3 separate regions of the Homo sapiens genome follow, and all the other regions are linked to region 3. A link is a loop called in an ENCODE intact Hi-C map of the cell type or tissue named here. Cell type or tissue: GM12878. All regions are shown on one strand.

What was found. Peaks named below come from ENCODE experiments on the same cell type or tissue, not always from the same donor. Only the 100,000 strongest peaks of a DNase experiment are listed, where the experiment ranks them.
Region 1: a loop joins it to region 3, with 2.0 times the contacts of the local background. A loop is called at or near these places in 6 of 110 quality-filtered maps.
Region 2: it touches region 3 in a loop (2.7-fold over the local background); 2 of 110 quality-filtered maps call a loop at or near these places.

What each region holds. Positions count from the first base shown.
Region 1 is chr5:89,926,094-89,934,093 of GRCh38, reverse strand. The region is part of intron 2 of LOC102724637 (a long non-coding RNA gene); the gene reads right to left. Among named protein-coding and RNA genes, the nearest start is that of MIR3660, 87 kb to the left of the region's middle. In GM12878, no CTCF peak of the experiment used is centred here; DNase peaks (open chromatin) are centred at 3,183 and 5,279; H3K4me3 peaks cover 308 bases; H3K27ac peaks cover 1,158 bases.
Region 2 is chr5:89,075,797-89,083,796 of GRCh38, reverse strand. All of the region lies in intron 3 of MEF2C-AS1 (MEF2C antisense RNA 1), which reads right to left. Among named protein-coding and RNA genes, the nearest start is that of MEF2C-AS1, 200 kb to the right of the region's middle. In GM12878, a CTCF peak has its summit at 2,191; DNase peaks (open chromatin) are centred at 2,246 and 3,056; H3K4me3 peaks cover 628 bases; H3K27ac peaks cover 1,558 bases.
Region 3 is chr5:90,261,166-90,269,165 of GRCh38, reverse strand. It overlaps LINC01339 (long intergenic non-protein coding RNA 1339), which reads left to right. Exons shown (of 6, transcript NR_120601.1): 2 at 7,447-7,498. Among named protein-coding and RNA genes, the nearest start is that of LINC01339, 25 kb to the left of the region's middle. In GM12878, a CTCF peak has its summit at 3,708 (motif pointing right); DNase peaks (open chromatin) are centred at 3,815 and 5,865; H3K4me3 peaks cover 268 bases.

The sequences.
Region 1 (8,000 bases), 340 kb after region 3:
AGGTATGTATGTAGGGGAAAATCAGTATATATAGGGTTTGGTACTATGTGCTGGTTGGGGAGATGAAGTTCTTCCTTTGCTGCAGAAAATATGACAGCATGGTCGGATATGGGAGATGCTTATGGTTTGAAAATCCTATGTAAATAACTGAATGATCTTTCCAGCTGCTAATGAATATAATGTCAAGAGGCAACATTTTTGCTATATCCCTTTTCTGAGAGGAGAACAAGTGTGGTGGTCTATTGAAATCTTTCTTACACGGTCATTTTTTTTCAAGTCTTTGCAACATACACTCTAATAATTTCTATATGAAACCTTAAATTCATCCTTACCAGTAGACAGCTCTGTTTGTAGTTAATCCCTATAGCAGTGGCATATTTCCTGGCTCCATCAGTGGTTGTGATGACTTAGAACTCTTGGTTAGAGAACTGTATCAGAAAGAATAGACTAGTCCATACTGCAGTGGCTTAAAACAGCAAAGCCTGGTTAAGGGCAGCAGGGATTTTTTTCTAAGCAGTGACTCTGAGATCATGATTCACTCTATTTTTTTGCCTCCACCATCTCATGCATAGGTTCCAAGGGGGTCATGAAAGAGAAAAAGAGAATTTTAGAGGAATCACTGTACTCTAAACTGCCTCAACCTGGAAATGATTTATGTCATTTTTTCTTATAGCTGTTAGAGGCCAGGACTCATCACGTAGTTCTAACCTAACTGTAAAGAAGGCTGGGAAATGTAGAAGATCATGCAGATATTTGACAATTAAATGTTTCTGCCGTAGTCCAACCTCCCAGTCACAAAATATTCGCTTATTTCCTTATCCTTCTCAGAGAACAAACTCAACCCCTCCAAAGAAAGATAACCTAAAATTTATTCAGTCACTGAGTCCAACTTAAAGTCCAGGAACTCTGGACTCATGAGAGCCTCTGAATTAGGTCCAACTATGTCTTCATTTTTTCCAGCATCCTATGAACTTGAAAGACAAATTGTATCTGCCCTCCACCCTAAACACAACAATGGAATACTCTAATTAGGAAAAGGAAAGAATTGGAAACAGTCCATAGTCCTTGGTTCATAGCACATCTGAAATCCCATTGCATAGATAAGGTGATGGCCCCCTATCTTGAGGGAGTGAGAGGGTGGGCAGGGAATGGGTGGGAATTTCCTTAATTAGGTAATGATTCTGCTCTATTTCTCTGTGCATTGTTCTCAGTAGTCCCATGCGAAGTGAATGTCTAGGAATGTGCCCTTTTTAACTATAGCACCTTCGTTTTCAGCTCACTTCCTGCTCTTGAAAGGCTGGGGGCCAAAGAGTTGTTTTAAGTCTTGAGCAGACAGATGATTTTTCAACCAGTCATGTGGTTTCTTTGGCAATGCATTTGACATACAAACTTAATAAGTTTCAAATCTATATGCTTCCAGTAAGTTTCATATTCCAGAAGTCCACCCCAGATTTCTTTTTAGACATTGTCCTTTAATTTGCTAAATGTCTTTGCTCCTAATACCTTCTTCTCTCTCAATTTTATGGTGGCTATCTTAAGGCTATTAGGCTTGAATTAAAAGATCATATCCTTAATTTGATCTTTGCAATGAATCACTTTATTAATTCAGAATGTTTGCCATATCATAAATTAAAGAATTGATGTGTGTCTTAATATAGATTTTGGAAGAGACAATGAGGCTAGTGAGAGAAAAGTTGAAATCATCTACATCCCTAGTTCTCAATGCCCTGCAGGGGAGATTTTCAATGTCTGGATACAATTTTTATTTTCAAAAATGGGGTGGAGTGGGGGATGGGTGGTGCTAGTGCTACTGGCATTTAGTGTACGAACGCCAGGGATATTGATAAACATTCTACAATGAACAGGGCAGCCCCACACAGCAAAGAATCATCTGGCTGTTCCAGATAACACACACAGACTTCTTCAAGAACCACTTAAGCTCTAATACGCCAGCATTTTCCAACAATATTAAGAAAGGTTGACAGTGCTTTTCACCTTTTTCAGATTTCATTGTAATACCCACGATTGAGATGGTTGGAGATAAAGCCATTATCCAGTGATAGTTCATCATGTTGAAGGAATCCTGCTGTATGTATTTTATATATTTTGATATGGATATGTGATATGCACCCTTAATACAATTCTAGTCTATAACAGCTACCTAACAATATTTCAGAATGAGCTTTTTCTAGTATTCTGTGCCATTAAAGAGTGGCCCCTTTGTACATTAATGAAAGCTTGTCCTTTAGAATGAATAGGAAGTCTAAGAATTTGGCTAAATACCATCTTTCTGGAAGAGGAAAAAATTAATGGCAAAATATTAGAAATATAATTGATCAAATGCAATACTCATTGTAGTCAAGAGTAAGTAATGCAAAAATCTGTAATTCTCATGAAAAACAATATTAAAATTGTGTTCCCGGGAAGTTAGTAACATTTTGACATTTTTTCTCTATTCTTTAAATGGTTCAGAGCAACTATTTATTAATTAGCATTTTCTTTAAGAAAAACTAATATCGTTGTGGAGGATTAACTTCACTTTGGAGTGTACTACTCCCTTAAAAGGACCATTAAAAGGCTATAAAATTAATTGTTTTCTACTAATAAGTTATTATTTAGAATCACTTAGTTTCATCTACCAGAAAAAAATGCTTTTTGAGTTAGAGGTTTTATATTATCTCAGTCTTCTCATCCATGATCAATACTTACTCCATTTTTGTTATTATATCTGTTTCCTTCTGGTTCTCATCTTAGCTCAAAAGAAAAAGGATGATTGAACAAAATACCTTTTGAGTAGTCTCTCTGCTCCTCAAAGCACATGTCTTCATAATTATCTCAAATTTGCATATTTATTGTTAAATAAATATAAGGGGAATTTATTGCAGTATGCTGCATTCTTTGCACTCTCTGTGTCTTGTTTGCATCTTGCCTGTTTTGATCGTTTTAGATTAGAGGCACATGAATTATCATTTATTTTAAGTGCTATATTATAGTCATTTTTGCAGAGAAAGAAAGCAGTCAAAAAACAGATTGTCCAACTTCTTATAAATGAGAATGTCACAAATAAAATGCCAGTTTGTTCACCTTGTCCTTTGCACTAACGTCAAGCCATTCTCTTCGATGCCTTTTTTGTAATTATGAGTAATAGCCCAAATATTTTACAGCAGAGAGATGAGTCACAAAGCGGAAGAACTATAAATACTTTTGTTCTCGAGAAACAATGAAGCTGTATATTCTTTCACATTCACCCACCACATATGTGTTTTATTTAAGGTTAAGCTTTTTTAAAAACAACTTTCTCCTGCTTTAAGAGTTCCAATCTCCAGTACAAGTTTTGTTTTCCAGTAAACTGTTTCATTGTATTTGATGCTTCATAAATGTATCTAAATCTAGCTCATCATGCACTGCTAGCTACACCTAATCATACACACATGTCTGAATTACTCCACTCCTATTTAAAGGAAAAGAACAAAAAGTAAGAATGGCAGATGTGTTCATAATTAATATCCTACTGGGTTAATCAGTAGATCCTCAGGAATGCTATGAGGGTTTTGATGTATTCAGAAAATCACTGCCTTTATCTATAGACCTCTTTAAAGACAAACATACAACAGTTAGTTTTTAGAAGATGTGATCCTTGCAAATAAGATAGTAAATAATATTGTCACAGACTTGCCTCTTTGAATAACCTAATTCCATGCTTGATTTTATATGTTTAAGTGAGGAATTTATGGTTCATATTTACAGCCAGTGATATGTGCAAGGATTGCTGTTTACTAACATCACACTCAAAATTTCTTGTAGACATTTCAAGCAATTTGAAGTATAGTTCTTCTAGAAGTAACTAAATATAAACAAGATGGGCACTTTTTTTAAGGAGATTGATATTTCAGAATTGTTGATCACTCCTATACTTGTGAATGAGAGAATATAAGAGACATGGTAATTCACTGAAGGAGAAGAAGAAGAAGGAGAGCATTGCATTATTGGAAAAACTCCATCTTTATAGCGAGACAATACTGAGTTGAAAGCTCAGTCTCCCACTGTGCAACTCTAGGAATTGCTTAAGAGCTCTGGTCTTTGGTTACCTCATCTACTAATGCAGAATAATAACACTTCTGTCTTAAGGTTTAGAGTGTTAAAATAAAGCAGTACTTGGGACATTGAAAAATGCTGAATTTAAAAGTCCTGTTTCATGGGGAATATGAAACTTTCATTCTAAAAAGACTGTACTGTATGAAAGATAAATTTTAGTTATATTGTGGTCCACATTTCAGTTTTGGAGTTAATGTATTCAGGTATGTGCCTGTCACAAAAGGGTCGTGCATTAAATGTTGAGTGAAAACATTGTGGCTTAGACAGAAATCTTGGAATTTAACTAGAAATTTATTTTTTTAAAAAATGAAAGAATAGGAAGAGGTTCATCAGCTCTGTCTTGACTATCTCTAGATCTATGATTGATGCAATATTACCTTTAAGTAAAAAAAAAAAAAGCTACATAATTATTTTAGTTTTATTGTATCTTCTTAAGTATGTTTCAAGTACTTTCATTTGTGTTTGACTCTTCAAGATCTTACCTTCACTACAACCCAGTATTTCCATTGCAAGTGATAATATTGCAATGGAATATTGCAGTCTTTCTGAATAACAGAATTTACATTATATCAGTCCCCGAGAGGACCAGGGGCATGGAAAGATCAGGGTTTGGACACTTACACCCCCTTGTGTTTTGGGAGAGGTCATGGCAACTCGCTGTCCCTATGTGCAGCTTGCCTAGCAAGTATCCTTGTGCCTGAAGGAGTGAGATATTAAATAGCAAATTAAAAAAGACATTTCAAGCAATTTGAAGTATAGTTCTTCTAGAAGTAACTAAATATAAACAAGATGGGCACTTTTTTTAAAGGAGATTGGTATTTCAGAATTGTTGATCACTCCTATACTTGTGAATGACAGAATATAAGAGACATGGTAATTCACTGAAGGAGGAGAAGAAGAAGCAGGAGAGGATTGCATTATTGGAAAAACTCCATCTTTATAGTGAGACAATACTGAGTTGAAAGCAATTTGAAGTATAGGGTTAAAAATGAGATTGAGAAGTAAAGCAAAATGGGTTACATTTTAGTACTTTTAACTTCATTTTCCCCCAGTTATTTTTGAACAAAGGGGCACCACATTTTGTTTTTATACTGAGGTTTGCAAATTAGGCAGCTGGTTCCCAAACATGTGGCAGAATGGTCAGACACTTCAGCCTGATCTCCTATGCCTTCCTCTGAGGTTGCATCTTATAGAACCCAACTTGCCAGTCCCCTCTGCCTCTTTCTTTAACAAATTTCTTTCTGTTTCCTACCTCAGGAACTCTATACTTGCTATTTCTTCCTTCCACTATACCCTTCCTCCTTGTTCTTGATTTCTAAGTATAAGCATCACTTCTTAAGAAAACCTTCTTTAACCATGCTAACTGGAGGAGCTCTTCTCGCACAGAAGTTATTGCTATCACACCTCTCTCTTTTATTTTCCTTATATAACTTAACTACTATGTGCTTATTTTTAATCTACCAATTTTGCTCAATAGGATGTAAAATTCCATGAGGAGATATTTTGTTTATATTATTCAAAGTAATATACCTATATCAGCGGGTAGGGGTGGAAAAGTCCCAGGGCATAGTAGGTACACAGTAATTCCTTGCTAAATAAACACATGCTATTGATTCATTCTAAAAATTTATGAAAACCTACCGTGGCAAATAACACTAGGATTTAAAGGGGATATCAATGTGGCTCTTCTAGGAGTCTCTAATCCAATTGAGGAGATGGAAGTAGATATATAATTAAAAATTGTAGGTAACTTTAATGGTTAAAATTAATGTTACAATGTACCATAATATTTCTTGGGTAGCAATATAATTAAGTGGTTTAGAAAAGTTTGGGGCACATAAGATTACAAGAAACCCCAATTTTTGTATGGTTGTGTTTACATGGAAGAGGTCAGAGACTCAGGAATATTAACCTATGAAAATCTTTATTTTTTTCTCTAAATTCAATAGCTTTTTGGGGAACAGATGGTGTTTGGTTTCATGAATAATTTCTTTAATGGCGATTCCTGAGATTTTGATGAACCCATCACGCCAGCAGTGTCCACTGTACCCAATGTGTAGTCTTTTATCCCTTGCCACCCCCACCTTTCCCTTCGAGTCTCCAAAGTCCATTGTATCATTCTTATGCCTTTGCACCCTCATAGCTTAACTCCCACATGTGAGTGAGAACGTACAATGTTTGGTTTTCCATTCCTGAGTTACTTCACTTATAATAATAGTCTCCAGTTCCATCCAGGTTGCTGTGAATGCCATTATTTCATTCCCCTTTATGGCTGAGTAGTATTCCATTATATATACATATATCTATCTATCTATCTATCTATCTATCTATCTATCTATCTATGCATCTATCTATCTATATATCTATATCTATATATATATATCACATTTTCTTTATCCACTCATTGATTGATGGGTATTTGGGCTGGTTCCATATTTTTGCAGTTGCAAATTGTGCAGCTATAAACATGCGTGGGCAGATATCTTTTTTGTATAATGGCTTCTTTTCCTCTGGGTAGATAACTACTAGTGGGATTGCTGGATTAAATGGTAGATCTATTTTTAGTTCTTTAGGGAATCTTCACAGTGTTTTCTATAGTGGTTGTACTAGTTTACATTCCCACCAACAGTGTAAAAGTGTTCCCTTGTTACTGCATCCCCACCAACATCTATTATTTTTTAATTTTTTTATTATGGCCATTCTTATAGGAGTGAGATGGTATCATATTGTGGTTGTGATTTGCATTTCCCTGATAATTAGTGATGTTGAACATTTTTCCATATGCTTGTTGGCCATTTGTGTATCTTCTTTTGAGAATTGTCTATTCAAGTCCTTGCCTACTTTTTGATAAGATTTTTTTTAAATTTTATTTCTTGCTGATTGTTTGAGTTATTTGTAGATTCTGGATATTAGTCCTTTGTCAGATGTATAGATTGTGAAGATTTTCTCCCACTCTGTGGGTAGTCTGTTTACTCTGCTGACTATTTCTTTTGCTGTGCAGATACTTTTTAGTTTAATTAAGTCCCATCTGTTTACCTTTGTTTTTGTTACATTTGCTTTTGGATTCTTTGTCACGAACTTTTTGCCCAAGCCTATATGTAGAGGGGTTTTTCCAATGTTATCTTCTATAATCTTTATGGTTTCAACTCTTAGATTTAACTCTTTGATCATCTTGGGTTGATTTTTGTATAAGGTGAGAGATGAGGATCCAGTTTCATTCTCCTATGTGTGGCTTGCCAATTATTCTGGCACCATTTGTTGAATAAGGTGTTCTTTCTGCACTTTGTTTTTGTTTTCTTTGTCAAAAATCAGTTGGCTGTAAGTATTTGGCTTTCTTTCTGTGTTCTCTATTCTGTTCCATTGGTCCATGTGCCTATTTTTATACCAGCACCATGCTGTTTTGGTGACTATGGCCTTTATAGTAGAGTTTGAAGTCGGGTATTGTGATGCCTCCAAATTTGTTCTTTTTGCTTAGTCTTGCTTTGGCTATGCAGGCTCTTTTTTGGTTCCATATTAATTTTAGGATTCGTTTTTCTGGTTCTGTGAAGAATCATAATGGTATTTTGATAGGAATTGCATTGAATTTGTAGATTGCTTTTGGCAGTATGGTCATTTTCACAATGTTGATTCTACCCATCCATGAGCATGGGCTGTGTTTCCATTTGTTTGTGTCATCTATGATTTCTTTAAGCAGTATCTTATAGTTTTCCTTGTAGAGGTCTTTCATGTCCCTGATTAGGTATATCCATAAGTAGTTAATTAATTATTTTTGCAGGTTTGTGAAAGGGGTTGAGTTCTGGTTTTGATTCTCAGCTTGGTCACTGTTAGTGTATAGCAGAACTACTGATTTATGATGCTAATTTTGTATCCTGAAACTTTGCTGAATTCATTTACCAGTTCTAGGA
Region 2 (8,000 bases), 1.2 Mb after region 3:
CCTTAATATTTTATAATCTGGCGAATTCATGCAGTCAAGACCATTCCAACAAAGAATGTGGTGATGGTGAGCATTAGAATATATTATACACCCATGAACTGTGGCCACACTTTATCTGTAAAAGGGCATTAACTGTCCCTCAGGAGTGAAAGATTCAAATGAGCTAAAATACAAAGTATCTCCTTTGTTTTTATTTGCACATATCAAAAGCAAAAAAACTTCATTGTGGACATTATGAAGTCAAATGTAATTCATAATGGTACTGCTGTTTTGTGAAAGGAGAACAGACAGAATCCACTTTCTAAGATTAAATTGAAACTTCCTTCTCCAAATGTTAAGCTAAAATTATGGGCAAAATTCTTTTCTCACATTTGCATCACGGGACTTAAGCCTGTTATTCTTTCCTCCTACAAGACAGACTCCTGGGAGTCCTACATACTTATCAGGAGCAAATATTGGATTTGACATCTGCAATATACATCTTTGTAGAATTTTGTCCCAACTCAAAATACAAGCTTGCTTTTTATTGTTCTCTTGAGGTCTTAGAAAAGAGTTTGTCTTTTTACTGTCTCAGAAATGATATTAATTTTCAGAAAGAAAGTCTCTGAAAGCATTAATCCCATAGGAATATGTTGAGTAACATCATTTTACCCTACATATACATTCATAAACTTTGTACTACTTAGAAGAGAAAGCAGGAAGGGGGAAGATAAGGAAAAGGCGAGGAGGATGAAGAATGATATATTGTGAAAAGAAGAGGTCACTAGGTGTAAAAACTGCATGCTTCCAAAAGCAATGGAATTCTAGGGTTAGCATAACCTGATGTACTCATGGGGAGCAATTGCTAAAATTACAGACTGAAACGAGTATTGAAGCTTTATGTTCTCTTTATAAAACTCTCACTCTCCTTTTTCACTCATTTAATATGCTTTATTTGACAGCTGATTGGAGTATTTGACCCTGACAGTTCTCTTCACAGATGGAATGTTAAGCCTGAGAACCTTTAGCCAGCTACATAAGACCAGCCTTGGGACCCAGTGACATCTTTGAACTCTGGCTCTTTCCTCGAGCTTGATTAGAGATTTCATCCTGACTGCCAAAGGGAATGGGAACCTTTAATGAGAAATGGTGTTTTGCGCAGGAGCCACTGATACAGGAAAGAGAGGGACTCTACAAATTAGAGGCTAACTTGACTGAAAAGCTATAGGACTGAAAAATCACTTTACAGGACTGCACCATTATAAATCATCATATAATTATGTATGCAATATATAAAATGAACATAAAGCATATGGAGAATAATCTTCATAGATATTGTTAATATGAATCTTAAATGCCACCATAAATGTTTTGCTACCTCAAACTCATAGTGCTATAAGAGTGAATCAATGAAAATTCTGCCATTTGAAAAAGGACAATATATGTACCACATCTTATGTTATTTAATGTTCTTTTCACTAAAAGAACAATTTTGGTTTTGATATGCAAAGTTTCTTTTGGGGGAAATGTATTTCTATTGGTGTTATTTTACTTGTACTATTTTTCTGATTTTATTAATATGTAGAATAGCTGAAAAATAAAATTCTTAAAGGAAAAAGTGCAAATGCTTTCTGTAAAGCATACCCTCTGAACTCTGGTAGGTATGCCATTAAATGTAAGTTTGCCTTGTTTAGTTTGTTGGTCTTCTCTCCTGAGAAACAGCTGGCTTAAAATTAAAATTATGAACAGGAAATCCAAACCATTCAACTAATCTGGTGGATATTATTTAAAAATTAATAAATTATCCATGGGATTAGTTGTGAAATTTGATTAAATTTTTCAGTAAAGGAGATCCATCAAATTATTGTACAGGTCTCCATTAAGTCATTCTAAATTATTCTATATGTTTCTGGGATATAATTAGATATGTTTTCTGTGTACATGAGGCATTACAATATTTCAGTCACAGTCACAATTTCTAAAGAGACCACCAAATCACTCATGGGAGAGAAGCCTTACTTGTTGATCAAGCTTTCTTTGAACAGTGGCTAATACACAAGATAAACTTGGAACCATATTATTTGTTATCTCTATCAGGATTTCAATGCTTGATCCATTCAGGAAAACCAAGTTCAAGGTTTTATAAAAGCTCAGTCATAGATTACATGGCCTGCAACATGAAAAAACCCTGCAGGAAACTGTTAGGTGGCAGCATGGCTCTTTTTCACCTGGCTGGTTATTCTAGCAAACTGATTACCCCCATCACTGCACAGAAGGCAAATTTGTGCTGTGGTCTCTATCACTGCCCTAGTTTTTCTTGTTTCTCTTTTCTGCGTTTCAATCGAATGCACCACTGAGACACTCTTCTCTTTACCTTTCTTACAAGTTGTCTTTTCTTTGTTCAGAAAACATAGATATGCTCCAGGAATACTAGATGTTTACTGTAGTTACTCATGCAGGCTGAGTATTTTTAAGGCAAAGAAACTGGTGTTTTTAAAAAGATCTCTATTTTAATCCAATCCACCTCCAGTGCTACAAAATGCAATACAAAAATGTTTGTTTTAAATATTTAGCAGTTACCAGTTAAACTAAAGAATCAAGGCTCAAAAATAAAAAGATATAGACTTGATAGCATATTGGACCAACATAATTAATTTTAACTTTTAATTATAGTTAAGTGTGGGAATCCCACATAGTCATAATTCAACAGTTCTCCACATTTTATATGCCTGATCACATTCACTTTGTTATTAGCATCGTGCATAGGATTCTTTCGGGTGTTTGTGTTTGCTTGTCACCTAAAATATAAGCTATCTCTCCTAGCTTTTTCTCATATGCAAATTTCATCAGCTTTACATCAACATTTTGTCTATGAAGGGGTTTGGGGAAAACCAGATGACTTGTGTGCATGTGTTTACACACGTATACACATATACATTCATCTTGAGAACCACTATATTTTTAAGATTCTTAGACATCTTTTAATGAGTTTTTTAAGACAAGTGCAATGAAGAAACAAAGGTGTTAAATATCTTGAGCAACCCTATAAAGGTGTCTGAGCTTCAGTACACTGACGATTCTGCAAAACCAATGAGTTCTTTCAGACTTCTGACAATGCACCAACTCGTCTCTCTACATCTGTGGTGATGCACATCCTCCTTTCCAGCCCCTACTTACCCTTTCCTCAGAGGTCACTCTTATTCTGAATTGTGTGTTACCTATCTGCCTGCTTTATCACACATGTGCATACATTGTTTGCTTTCACTTAGTTTTGAATGTTATAAACAGGTATCATACTGTCTGCATTTTTGGACACTTGTTTATTTCACTCAAGATTACATTCTTAAGATTTATCTGTGCTATTGTGTGTAACTGTAGATCAAGTTAATGTTTACTGCTGTGTAATATCCCATTATGTGACTATATAATAAATTTTTATTTATTATTCCACTAATGGTCTTTCAAGTTCTCTTCCCCATTTTTTGCTTTTATGACACTTCACTATGAAAATTCAAGAACATATAGAAATTGGATACCTGGGTCACAAGATAAATGTTAAGCCTCACAAAATAATGCCAAATTGTTTTCCAATCTTTTAATCTGTATTTTTCAATTACCCTTACAGCGAGTAGGTAAGTAACATTAAATGGAAATTTGAATAGATTACATATGACTATGTCATTTGAATAAATAGTAAATGAATATAATGACATTCTCAAAACATATAAAAGGATACACAATGAAACTTATGTCCCTTTTCATTTCTATCCCTTAATCCTTCATGTCTCCTCTTCAAAGACATGCCTTGCTACCAATCTTAAATAAACTATTCTTTAAAAATCTTTAATGTCAAGACATTGTTTGGGCATGAATTCGATTTTTTTAAACATCCAAATATATTTAGGACCAATTTGAGTAATAAGTAAGAATAACATTTTGAGTCAAAATTGAGTTATGTCTAAAAAATAATGACTTGATGTGATAAGTGGTATCTATTGAAAAGTTACAGCTGACAACATACTTAATGGTGAAACACTGGGTGCTTCACCCATAAGATGGAGAATAAGGCCAGGATGTCCACATTCACAACTACTATTCAATAGTGGACCAGAAGTCTTAGCCTGTATAATATGACAAAAAGGTGAGGAAAAGCAAAGGCAGAAAAAGAAGTAATAAAACTATTTCTATTCACAGATTACATGCATATTTACAGAGCCAGTCTTAAAGAATCAACAGGAAAAGAAGAAAAACTACTGGAACTAACTTACAAGTGAATTTAGCAAGTCTCATATTAAAAGCCAATGTATAAATAAAACCCAGTTTTATTTCAATCTACTAGGAGCGAATGATTGGAAAGTTAGTATTAAAATGGTTTTATTTATATTAGCACAAAATATTTAGAAATTAATTTCAGCAAAGATATATAAGACTATATTGAAAACTAAAAAATGCTGCTTAGAGAAGTTAAAGAAGACATAAATAAGAAGGCCATTAACATGCCTATGGATTAGAAGATTTAATATTTGTGACTCTTTTAAAATCAACTTATAAATTTAACTTTATCTCCATGATAACCCTATTAGGTTTTTTATATAAGTTTACAAGCTGATTTTAATACTTATATGAAAATGCAAATGACTACAAATGGCCATAACAACTGGAAAAAGATTTTAAAAATTGGAGGTCTTACACCACTTGATTCTAATACCTACTATAAAGTTACAGTAAAAAAACCGGAATAGTACTGGCACAAAAATGTACAAATAGATTGACAGAACAGAATAGAATCCAAACTGGAAGCAATTTTATACAGATAATTGATTTTTCAATCAAGGCACCAAAGCAATCCAATGGGGGAAAGGCAAATCTTTTTAACAAGTGGTGCTGGAACTTGATATTTACATGAAATTTATTTATAAGAAAATACTTGTCAAATACTCAAGTATTAACTAATCATAGTGTATTTGTCAGTCATATTTCAGGTAACATGGTGTTCCATTCACTTGCAACTCGGTCAATAGCACAACTACGTTTCTTCAAGACAGCCATGGTATTTCAGGATGCAGTAGGCGTGCTTTACATGTACTTTCCATTTTGTCACACAGTGTTAAAAAGTTACATACTCAAGGATAAAGACATAATAAAGTTAATAATTTATATTGCTTTACCAAGGGCAGTATTTAGAGGAAACTAATTTATTTTTCTTGTGTGTGGCAGTATCTACTATTACAGTTTGGTGTCACTGTCTTTCTGCTAAGATTTCAGCAGTTTTCCCAATCATTACTTTTGCAGCATCCGCGTAAATGTCAACACTGTGAAAAAGGCAATAACATCCTACTACTATCGTGAAAATAGCATTGACAATGCAGTCTCCCTAAAAAGTCAAAAGGAGCCCCCTCAGGATCCACAGACCGAACTTACAGAACTAATGATTAGATGATTGGTTGGTAGATAGACAGATAGAGATTCAATTAATTGAAATCATTCAGCATATTGAAAGATCTATTATTAAGTAAAGATATTACTATGTATCCAGCCCCTTATGCAGAGAATGCAGAGAAACAAATGCCCATCCACTCTCATCCTAGTTTGTTTAGAGAAATCCAAGTCTACATTTTTCTATTTTCTAAATCAGTTGGAAAGAAAACAAATTTTCATAATGATATACATACATACATATGCACATATGTATACATAGGTATAGACATAGATGTTATACATGCATATATAATAAATGGGCAGCTTGAGTTTTTACCATGATGGTTTTCAATAATATAAAGTATAAAATGTTCTTAGACTGAGCACTTCAGTTGGATTCCACACTATGTAGCAAGGTTGAGATGCAGCTTTAGCCACTAAAACTAGCCAAGACCTTGTATCTTACTGCTCAGAGGCTAAATTCCATCCAGCCCAAACTGTGACCATATCACTGAGAGTCTCACTGTAGCATATCTAATTGTGCTACACTATATTACTGAGGAAATATGAGACTATTATATTTAACTCTTTGATTTCTTAAGTGAAAAATTTTGTGGGAGAGATGCTAAAGGGGAGAGAAATTTGCCAAGACAGGCTTTTAAAAGACACAATAATTAGCTAGAGACACCACTCCTTCCCCAGGACTAACGAAGGACAACAATCAATCTTGGTATATCATGTGGAGAAAAAAATGTGCCCTTTTAAAATATTTCATAGCTCTCTGCAATTTTTAGTTCTCATCTGCCAGGCAACATAATAACATTCCTTCCCACATGAGTCCACATTAGGTCAAATATCGATTTTCGAGCTAGATGAATAAAATAAAACATTTGTGAAAGAGCAAAATATCAGTCACATCTAGCCAGCCAGATATTATAAAATATCAAGTAGTCGACATTTAGATTCTTTAATGTTTAGACTGTCAGTTGTAAGACCACTGCAAATTTAAACCAAGCCTCCTCTCATCAGTTTCCTGTTATATTTGAAACAGTTATTCTGGAAAAAAAAAAAAAAACAACCCTGATGTTACTATCTTCATTTTCCTATGAGGTCACAGCCAGTCTGCCTACCTTCTTTCCTTCTCAAAATTTTTTTGAGCACCTACAATGTGCCAAATAGACCTGTAATATCTCACAGCATGGTATTATGCCTCAATGTGCTTGGCTTATCTATAGAAGTGATTAGGGAATCTTTGGGAACCAATGCAACAGAAACTGTACCCATAATACATAATTACCTAAGACAGCAACAACTTATTTACTATAATTATGAGTTTTCGTCCAGTCTCAGCTATCTTTTCTCCTATTGTGTCCCAACTTCTGTGCTGATGATTGTGTGCTGTATTTTTTAATATCTCATTTTATGATGTTACTTTGGTATCATGTAATTTCCTGAATTTTACTCAATTCCACTCATTTAACAACATTGACTATTCACTTTGCAAACAGTTTACTCTCTTTGGTTTGCTGTATTTATTGCCATCACTGAAATTTTGACTTACTTATCATCTTCTGCCATATTTATAAAACACACGTAAATCTGGGAAGACAGTCTAGCATAATGTTTAAGTAAGATCTTGGACTCTGAAGCCAGTCTGCCTGAGTTTGGATTCCAACTCAGTCATGTCCTAGCTTTGGGGCCATAGACAAAGCCTAACCTCTCTAAATCTGTTTTCTCAGCAGAATGGAGATAATCACAGTAACTCCTTCAAAGAGTTACTTTAATATTAAATGAGATAACGTACACAAAGCACTTAGCATAGTACTTGGTATATGGTAAGAGGAAAACAAATATTACTCCAATGAAATTAATACGTAAATAGATTACATTTGTCCTAAATTCACTCATTATCTTGATTGCTATAGGTTAATTAGTACACTTCCCACTTTCATTCATTACTAATAATTGTCATTCTTGCCTGCTAACTTTTAGACTGGAACTTCCACCTTCAGCTTTCCTGGGTCTCCAGTTTGCTAACTGTAGGTCTTAGAATTTGTCAGCCTCCATAGCGTGTAAGTTAATTCCTTATGATAACCTCCCACCCCCTAACCTTTTTGTTTTCACTCTCGCTCTCTTTCTGCATGTGTTATATATATTTGCATCCTATTGGCTCTGTTTCTCTGGAAAACCCTAAATAATACAGGTGGGAATGAGGGCAAACTGTAGAGTGCATGCTTTGCTCCAGCTGATGGCTTTCTTGCAAGAATGGTGACCCAATGCTGCCAGATAATGTGTCAAAAGAATACAGAAATCAAAGAGTTTTACTATCTCAATTTTTAAATATTGGCAATAAAGTTAAATAAAGCATAAGCACATCTCATCAGCCAATCAAAACACGTTTAGAGACCACAGATATCCCAGGATCTCTCATTATTTACCTCTGCTTTAAATAGGAGCCATTCGAGTTTTCCTGAGCAAGATTATTATTTTTTGTTATTTTTATTTTTTGAGATGGAGTTTTGCTCTTGTTGCCCAGGTTGAAGTGCAGTGGCGTGATCTCAGCTCACTGCAACCTCCACCTCCCAGGTTCAAGCGATTCTCCT
Region 3 (8,000 bases):
GAGTTGCTGTTTTACCTGTTTACCAGAAAATATCTAGCTTTATTTTTACTGAGGGATAAAAATACTTTATGCACATACATTTGAAATGAAAAGGTATAAATAAAAATGCAGTTGTAGAACAGAAAACCTGAAATAATAGATTATAATTTATTTGCTTTAGTATTCACAGGAGGTTAGTTTTTAGCTGTTTACATTAATATTACGTTTTTTTTTGTCAGGTAACCTCTGAGTCACAATATTTGATCACACTTAACACTGTTTTTAAAGGACAGAATTTAGGGTTTTTTTTTTGTTTGTTTTTAATAAATAGTATTCTATTGTCCTGAAAAAAGAATGATGTTATCATAGGCTTTTGTTCTGAACAAACTAATTCCCTGTTTGCCACTCATAATTTTTTAAAAATTATGATTAAAACACTAAATAATTCAGTTTAATTTACACAGAGCGAAATACATTTTTTTTGCTATAATTCAGAAATGTCAAGCCATTAAAGGGTTTTCGTAGGCAGAACCTGAAAAAGAAATGAGAAAGGAAGCGCCTAGAATGGCAAAAGATGTTGGGATTAGGAGGCTATTAATGGAGGGCCTAGAAGAAATAACAGTGAACACAAAATGTTGGTTTAGGCATGAAGTAAGCCCAGGAACACACTGGATGCACCTGCAATCACAGCAAAACCTATGTTAGTTTTTCTGTGATTGGGTTGGCTTTTCTGAAAAACAGGGATAATGGTAGAAAAATAAGTATAAGGCAAAAGCACAGTAAAATCTGCTTGGAAACCATTTATATTTGAAAATTATTTTTAAATGAAAAGATTATTTTCTGTGAAAGTTTAAATAATATATTGAATCAGATTTTAATGTAATAACTTAGCAAAAAAAACCCAAAACAGGGATGTTACTTAGGGGAAGTCACCCTTAATGTTCAGGAAAAATGCCATTTAATTGATAGCATCAATTGAGATCAAGCCATAATATGAAATCAAATTTTTCTAGAAAACTGACAAAAGATAATTTACCTTAAAGTCTTATGTAAAAAGAAGTAATTATACTGTACTTCAATAAAAATGGGAGAAAAAACACAAGAACATCAAGGTTTATGTATATAATTAAAATCTTTTTTCACCATCAGTCATTTTCATTTTCCAAATTGATACTATTTTTAAAAAATTAAATATGTATATATATATTTGTATTTTGACGATCATCTTCATCACGGTCATTCTTTGAACCAGGAAAAAATGAAATTATATTACAACTGTGCGACCAGACTGCTGAACAGGTTTGTTGAATTCTGTGTTGTGGGCTTAAGAACCAGCACGTGCCCTGGCGAAGTTCCTCTTGAACATGCTCCTGTTCTTCTGAGTCGGTGATTCAGGCACGGATGAGTTCAAGTTCGTTTACACAGGGGCTCTTTCTTTCTGGCTCTTAGTATGTAAATTTGTGAATACTATATAGACAATGATGAATGGTACCTTGATTAATTAAGTCTGTGAATGCTATTTTATTTTAGAGACTAAAAGGGTAAACTTCTATGTTGTCTAAATGTTGTTGGCTAGTGGGGGAAGGGACCAGAAAACAAGGCCATCTTTCCTATATTTGGCTTCTAACTACACTCTGTTATGATTTAAAAAAACTGAAGCTCAGACATTATTTTATTTTTAGTGCCCCCAGATGCCTTAATCAGGGTGCCTTTTTGTTATTGTTTTTCTGCAAACTTCCAGACTTTTCATAATGTATTACCCGAACCCTCTATTAGAGAGATGACAACAAAGTAATGTGGCAAGTATTAGCCTGAGTTTGCTTTCTTCATCAAGAGAAAAGCTATTAGAAATAAAATGCCAGCAGTTTTTTCAAAAACTGGTTTAGAGACCGATAGTTCTCAAAGCATGGTCCCTGGACAAGCAAGCATAACATTGCCTAGAACTTGATAAAAATGCAAATCAGTAGGGCCTACTGAAGCCCTACGGAATCAGGAACCCTGGAAATATGCTCAGCAATCTGTGTTTTTACAGGCCCTCTGGGCTTGTGAGCTCAAGTTTGGGAAAGGATGTCTAGAGAGCAGGGTTCTTGTTTCAGTTCTGCCATTTTCTAACCATTAGGTCTTGGTAAATTCACTTAACTTTTCTGAACCTTTGGTTCTCCCATCCATAAAGTGGGAGATGATCAACAATGGCTCTTCCAGTTCTAACATTCTGTAAATCTGGGATTCTAATTACTTGGTGAAAGAAAATTCATTAGGGAAAAACAATGCCTAGACATCTGGCTACAGTGATAAATCTGATATTGCTCAGTTATATACAACTTCCACATGTTTAATGTACAGTACAGTGATCCTTCTCAATCCTCATTAATTCTGTGTCTTCCTTGTAGCTGTTACTGTAAAATAAAATGAGCCTGCTAAATAACTCAAGACCACTTCAATTGCAAATAAGTAGAATAGATAACAGTGATCTTACTTTTAATTGCTGAAGATGATATAAAGCATCAGTGATATTATAAAGTGTAATTCAAAAGTACACAACTTTCATTAGAAGACCTTCCTCCCAAATTCATCATAAGCCGAAATAATGCTCAGAAAGTATGTAATTAAGTCTATAAGCAGTAATAGAGTGATGTGACCCCTTTTTACATTCAGTAACATATTTAAAGTTAAAAAATGATAAACATAAATTTTACTAAAGATCTGCTGAAACACACTTCTAGTACTCTGATGGAGATTAGTTGGCTCAAATGGCCAAAGGGCAAATCTTTTACTGTAAGATTTTCTATTCTCCTAAAAGTAACTTTCGAAGTGCAACATGTTTTTCAATTCATTCAGAGGTATGTTACATGGTTTGGGAAGCTATAGCTTTACTGAAAAATGCTATATGTATGTTTTTGTTAGTATTAGATGTGAACATGAATATTTAGATCATATAAACTGGGATGCAGGTCTGCTCTAAGTGGCTATGAACCCTGGGTACTGAGAAGTGCAGGTGCTGACATCTTGTGTATTTTTGTAATGTTAATACTGCAGACAAATTAACCTTCTTCATCCCATTATTGTACTAATCTGAGTCATTATTTAAATGTAAAAAACATGCCAATTTTTAAAAGACACACCAATGATAAATCTGCTTTGACTAATGTGAAGTAACTGGACAGAAGATTCCTGATGTTAAAGAGAAAAATGCACACACAACACACCACACACATGTGACATGGGTATGATCTGACTTTCCTTGTCTGGGTCTGTTCATAATTTCATTCAATAGAGTTGAATACAATATACACTTGGTTGCTTTGTTTAAAAGCCTCTAGCCGTGTATGTTCTTGCTTTTTTCTTATACAATAGAATGCTAGTAATTGTAAGCTTGTTTATGATATTGTGGAAGCAATATGAATATGATAGTTTTTATTATTTTTGTAGCTTATATTCTTGGTTTATATAAATCAGGCAGCTATTTTAAAAAATATATTTGCAAGTGAGGTCTTGAAGAAGCTTCATATAAAATTATATGATGCATTTCAATTGAGGGTGACTCTTCAGTATTTTGAAGACAGTTATCATGTACTGTCACTTATAATAAATAATTGCAAATTGTTTTCTTTTGGCTTTAGGTGGACACCGAAATTCTTTGCCTGAAAACCTTTTAAAAATATGAAAACAAGACAAAAAATGGCTGGGTTTTCTTTTAGAGTGGCAATGTCATTTGTCCAGAAGGGGGAGCTCTCAGTCCGCATGCAGCGGAGCAAGGCAGACAGTCTGGTATCTTATCTGCTGCTTGGGAAATTGTCTGACAGGAAAATATCAACACAAACCATGCGATTTGCCGCTGGAGCACGCTGGACCTCATCTGCTTAAAAAGATGCACGGATATAGTCATCACAGTTCATAATTTAATAAACTGCTAAAAAAACCACACATTTTCATTTTAGCGACTTTGGTCTCACAACTAAATTCACATTGCTACAAAGACATTTGAATTTTGCACTAATATGTCATGAGCACTGCACCCATTGCAAATTAATGAGTCTCTGAATAGCACTGTGCATTTGTCATTTGAATTTATGCTAATGCAGTGAGGTCTCCTGGTGATGCTGATAGTCCATAGCAGCTGCTTGAACCACAAAATATATCGGCACTTCCCTTCTACTTTATATTGCTACCTCCTTTTTTGGCTTTTCTGGCCTGTCACTTAGGCAGAAATTCTGTAACTGGTTATTGATAGGGCTGCTAATTATCTGTGACTTTACACTATTGGCCTAACCCCCAACACTGAGAAGAAGTAATGGATCAGTGTTGAGAGAATTATGTACATCACATAGAGACAGTCTCAGACCAGGAGGTCAGGAGGAGTTCACTGAGAACCAATGGTATTTATAAAGGATGTTATATGTAAATTGGCAATATTTTTTCAGTGATATCATGTCATTTATATCAATAAATCAATCTAAGAAAGTGACTGTAATTTTTGTAACCGTAATGAACAGCATTTATATGTGTGTGCAAAAATAGAAGGGGGTCCTTTCATTTTTTTCCTTTTCTAGTCACATTGCAATCTGAAAAAATGATCATCAGGGATGCAGAGTCTTCATTATGGTTCTACAAACTGCCTGTTGGTCAAAGAGATGGGGTAACAAAGAATCCAGTGATGGGATTATTGGAGTAAGGGGAGGGAGAAGCGCAAATAACTATTTTTATGGGACAAGTTCATGACAAAGGGGTCCCAGTGTCTGTTGTTGTTTTCTTTCCCAAGTCTTAATTGTGAAATCAAATTTTTTTCTTAGATTAGTGCTTCCATTTGACATGCTTCTAGAAGTAAGAATGAGGTATGTAGAATTTATCCTAATGGATTCAGGAAATCAAATTTGGTGTTTAGAAATAAGGCAAAAATTAAGCAGAAAATTAAAAGCTAAAAACAAAAGTATACATCTGGATTATACATCTTATAGAAAACTGTTCCTGATTTTAAGAAATGCTTTTTCACCTAGGGCCAAATTTTTTTCTTTCAAATAAAAAATTTTAAAAGAGATAAACAAATATACATTCTGGTTAAAATGTAGCATGGTTAGCATTAATTTCCTAGGTTGTAAATGAAGCGGAGAAAAGAAAGAGTCAATTCCTGAAATACTTTGAGGAGAAAAACACATTCCAAGACTGATGTGTATAATTGTTAGTGATGTCAGGAAGTACAGAGTGTAAAAGTCAAAATGACCTGTTTATCTCCAGTAGTGCCCAAGAGCAAAAAGACTCATTTCTGAACAATGAAACTCACAAAAGAAAGAGGATTTTTTATCCTGACTCTACAGCCTAGTAAGCTGCTCAGAGCACAAGCAGAAGATGCAAACATTCCTTTTTATCTCTACCTGTTGGCCTCAACCTAAGGGTTAAAGGGCCACTCTAGAGAAAGAAACTTGACTGGGAAGGCAGCAAATAGATTCTTTACTACAGCTCCTCCGTTTTCCATCAAGGAGAGGAGACGTTTTCACTCTTCTTGGAAAAACTTTGAAATGTAAACTGTTTCGATTGATGGCTCCTTCTGGCCCTGGCAACTCTTTTTGGTAGCTGGTGCTCTTTCTGTAATACTTGTTAAAAACGACTCCGTAGCAAAGATGTTGTTTTTTATATGATTTTTTTTTAAGTCAGCGCATGTGTGCGTACAGACAGGCTCTCATCTTGCACGGCGGAGACTGGCAGGTGAACACCTACTCCTGTTGCCCTTATTCATTTGCAATACTTTATAAGATTAGTCTCTTTGAAAGCTGTTTTCAGTCTAAACTGTCAATCCTCTTCGAATGTGGTCCCTCTCACTGTGAATGACTTCTTAGAACTTGTGAGAACACTGTGGCCTGAAAGTCCCTTCCTAGCCCAGAGAGTCCTCCATGCGTCACTGATAACTTGCCCCTAAACTTTCTACAGTAAGGTTGCCTGGGGACAGCTTTAAAGAACCAGATACGCAGCTAAGGTATCATATGTTTAGAGCAGTCTTTATGTACACAATTTCTGCCACTACCCACATGATTTTAATCATACTATCTTAGGGTAGAAATTTCATTTTCATTCAGTTATCTATGAAATGACCTTGTGTACATAATTTTTAATATTCTTATAGTATTCTTAAGCTACATCCATTTGGAAAGAATTAAGGTGGTGAAATTGATCAATCTGCTTAAACCAATTGATTTAGATTGTGAAATCAGTCAAACTGCATAAACCAGTGTGAAAAATACCCATTTTAGTCTAAATGTTGATTGCTTATATTGATCTGCTAGACTTACTGTGGTTAAATTATTTCTTTGTTCTGTGCTAGTCAGGTTCATGAGTTATGTGTTCTTATTTGTTGCGGACTTATTTTTCTTTGTCTGATCATATTGAATGCATTATGCTACTCTTCTCTGTTTTGCTACTGTTGCTTTCCTGAAGGGGTATATTCCCTTGTATGCACCATGATGAGGAAAGCTCCGTGGTGACCTGTTTCCCAGTGAAGCCACCTTTTCCACTCTTAGTTCTCCCACTTGCCAGCTACTGTATCCACTCACAGCACACTCTGAGATAGTGAGGCTGCAAATCAATAAAGATTTGACTTATTAAGGGTTAAGCCAGGCACTGATTAAGTGTATGATCTTAAGTTCAAGAAGCCACACTGGCTGTAGTCCTCTTCAGCCAAATGGCTGCTCAGGTGCTTAGACGTAACTCTTTCCCTCCATTCCTATACATATACATGCATACATACGTATATATATATATATATATATATACACACACACACACACACACACACACACACACACACACGCACATATATACACATTCTCTCATATATTCTCATATATAAGAGTGTGTATATATATATATGATGGAATGTGTATATATGTATATATGCGCATATATATACATATATACACATTCCCTCATATATATGCACATATATATACATATAATGTGTATATATGTATATACATGTGTATATATACATCTACATACACAAAGTTAGACTGGAATTATACTCTGTTATTTTTAGTTTTTAAAATTACAGATAAATAAGAAACACTTGAGTAAAGTTATCAGAGAAGATTCTCAACACATGTTCAAATTATTTGCTGAAATATAGGTAAAGTTAATCCCCCCAAGTCAATATGAATTATTTAATTTCCCTCTATGGCACTAAAAATTTAAGTAACGATTTTATTTTATCTTAACATACAAGTACATATGTTCTTGGTGCGCTGTGATTCCTGTGAAGTATGTACAAGCCTTCCACCAAGGTCTCTGCCTTCAAGACACTTACAATCAAGTATAAAAACAACATCAGAAATAATATGAGGAATTAATATAACAATACATAAGTATAAAAAGTATAAACTATAAAATTTTTTGTATTAAAATGAAAAGCACTAGATAGTATTTACCTTTCAGAACTATATTCTTGATTTCTTATATACAATTCTTATATTTCTTTTTCAGAATATGTGAAAAACATTTAAATCAGAAAGTAAATGACAGGATGATTTGCAAGGTCAGTGCCTAGGTTCCTTTCCCCCACTCCTTTTTTCTTCTCCCTGGTCCTATCAGGGACTTAAGAGCTATCCTGAGATCCTATTTCCATTTCCAAGGCTAATGTTTGGGCCAAGTAGAAACCGAATGATGAGACCTTTTTGTAGACTCATGTGGAAGTCCTAGAATTACTGGCCTTTTTCAAGAAGTTTTCAGTACATTCCTGCCCTTACAAAACTTTTTTTCTTTATTACAATGAACTTAAGTTCACTGGAGAGAATTATGAAAATTCACTCTCAATAAGGCCTTAATATTAATTTGTAAGGTGAAAATAATTTATAAAAATTCATAAAGAATTAGATAATATCTAAGAATACTTCTAAGTAAAATTTCTCTTTTCTATGCTTCCAAATGATAGCATCATGAAGTTCCAATTTTGACTAATTTGGGGCCCTGGAGCATAATGCACAGATTTAAAAAATTCCTGAAAATGTTTAAATTGAAATATGTTTTGAGTTTGATTA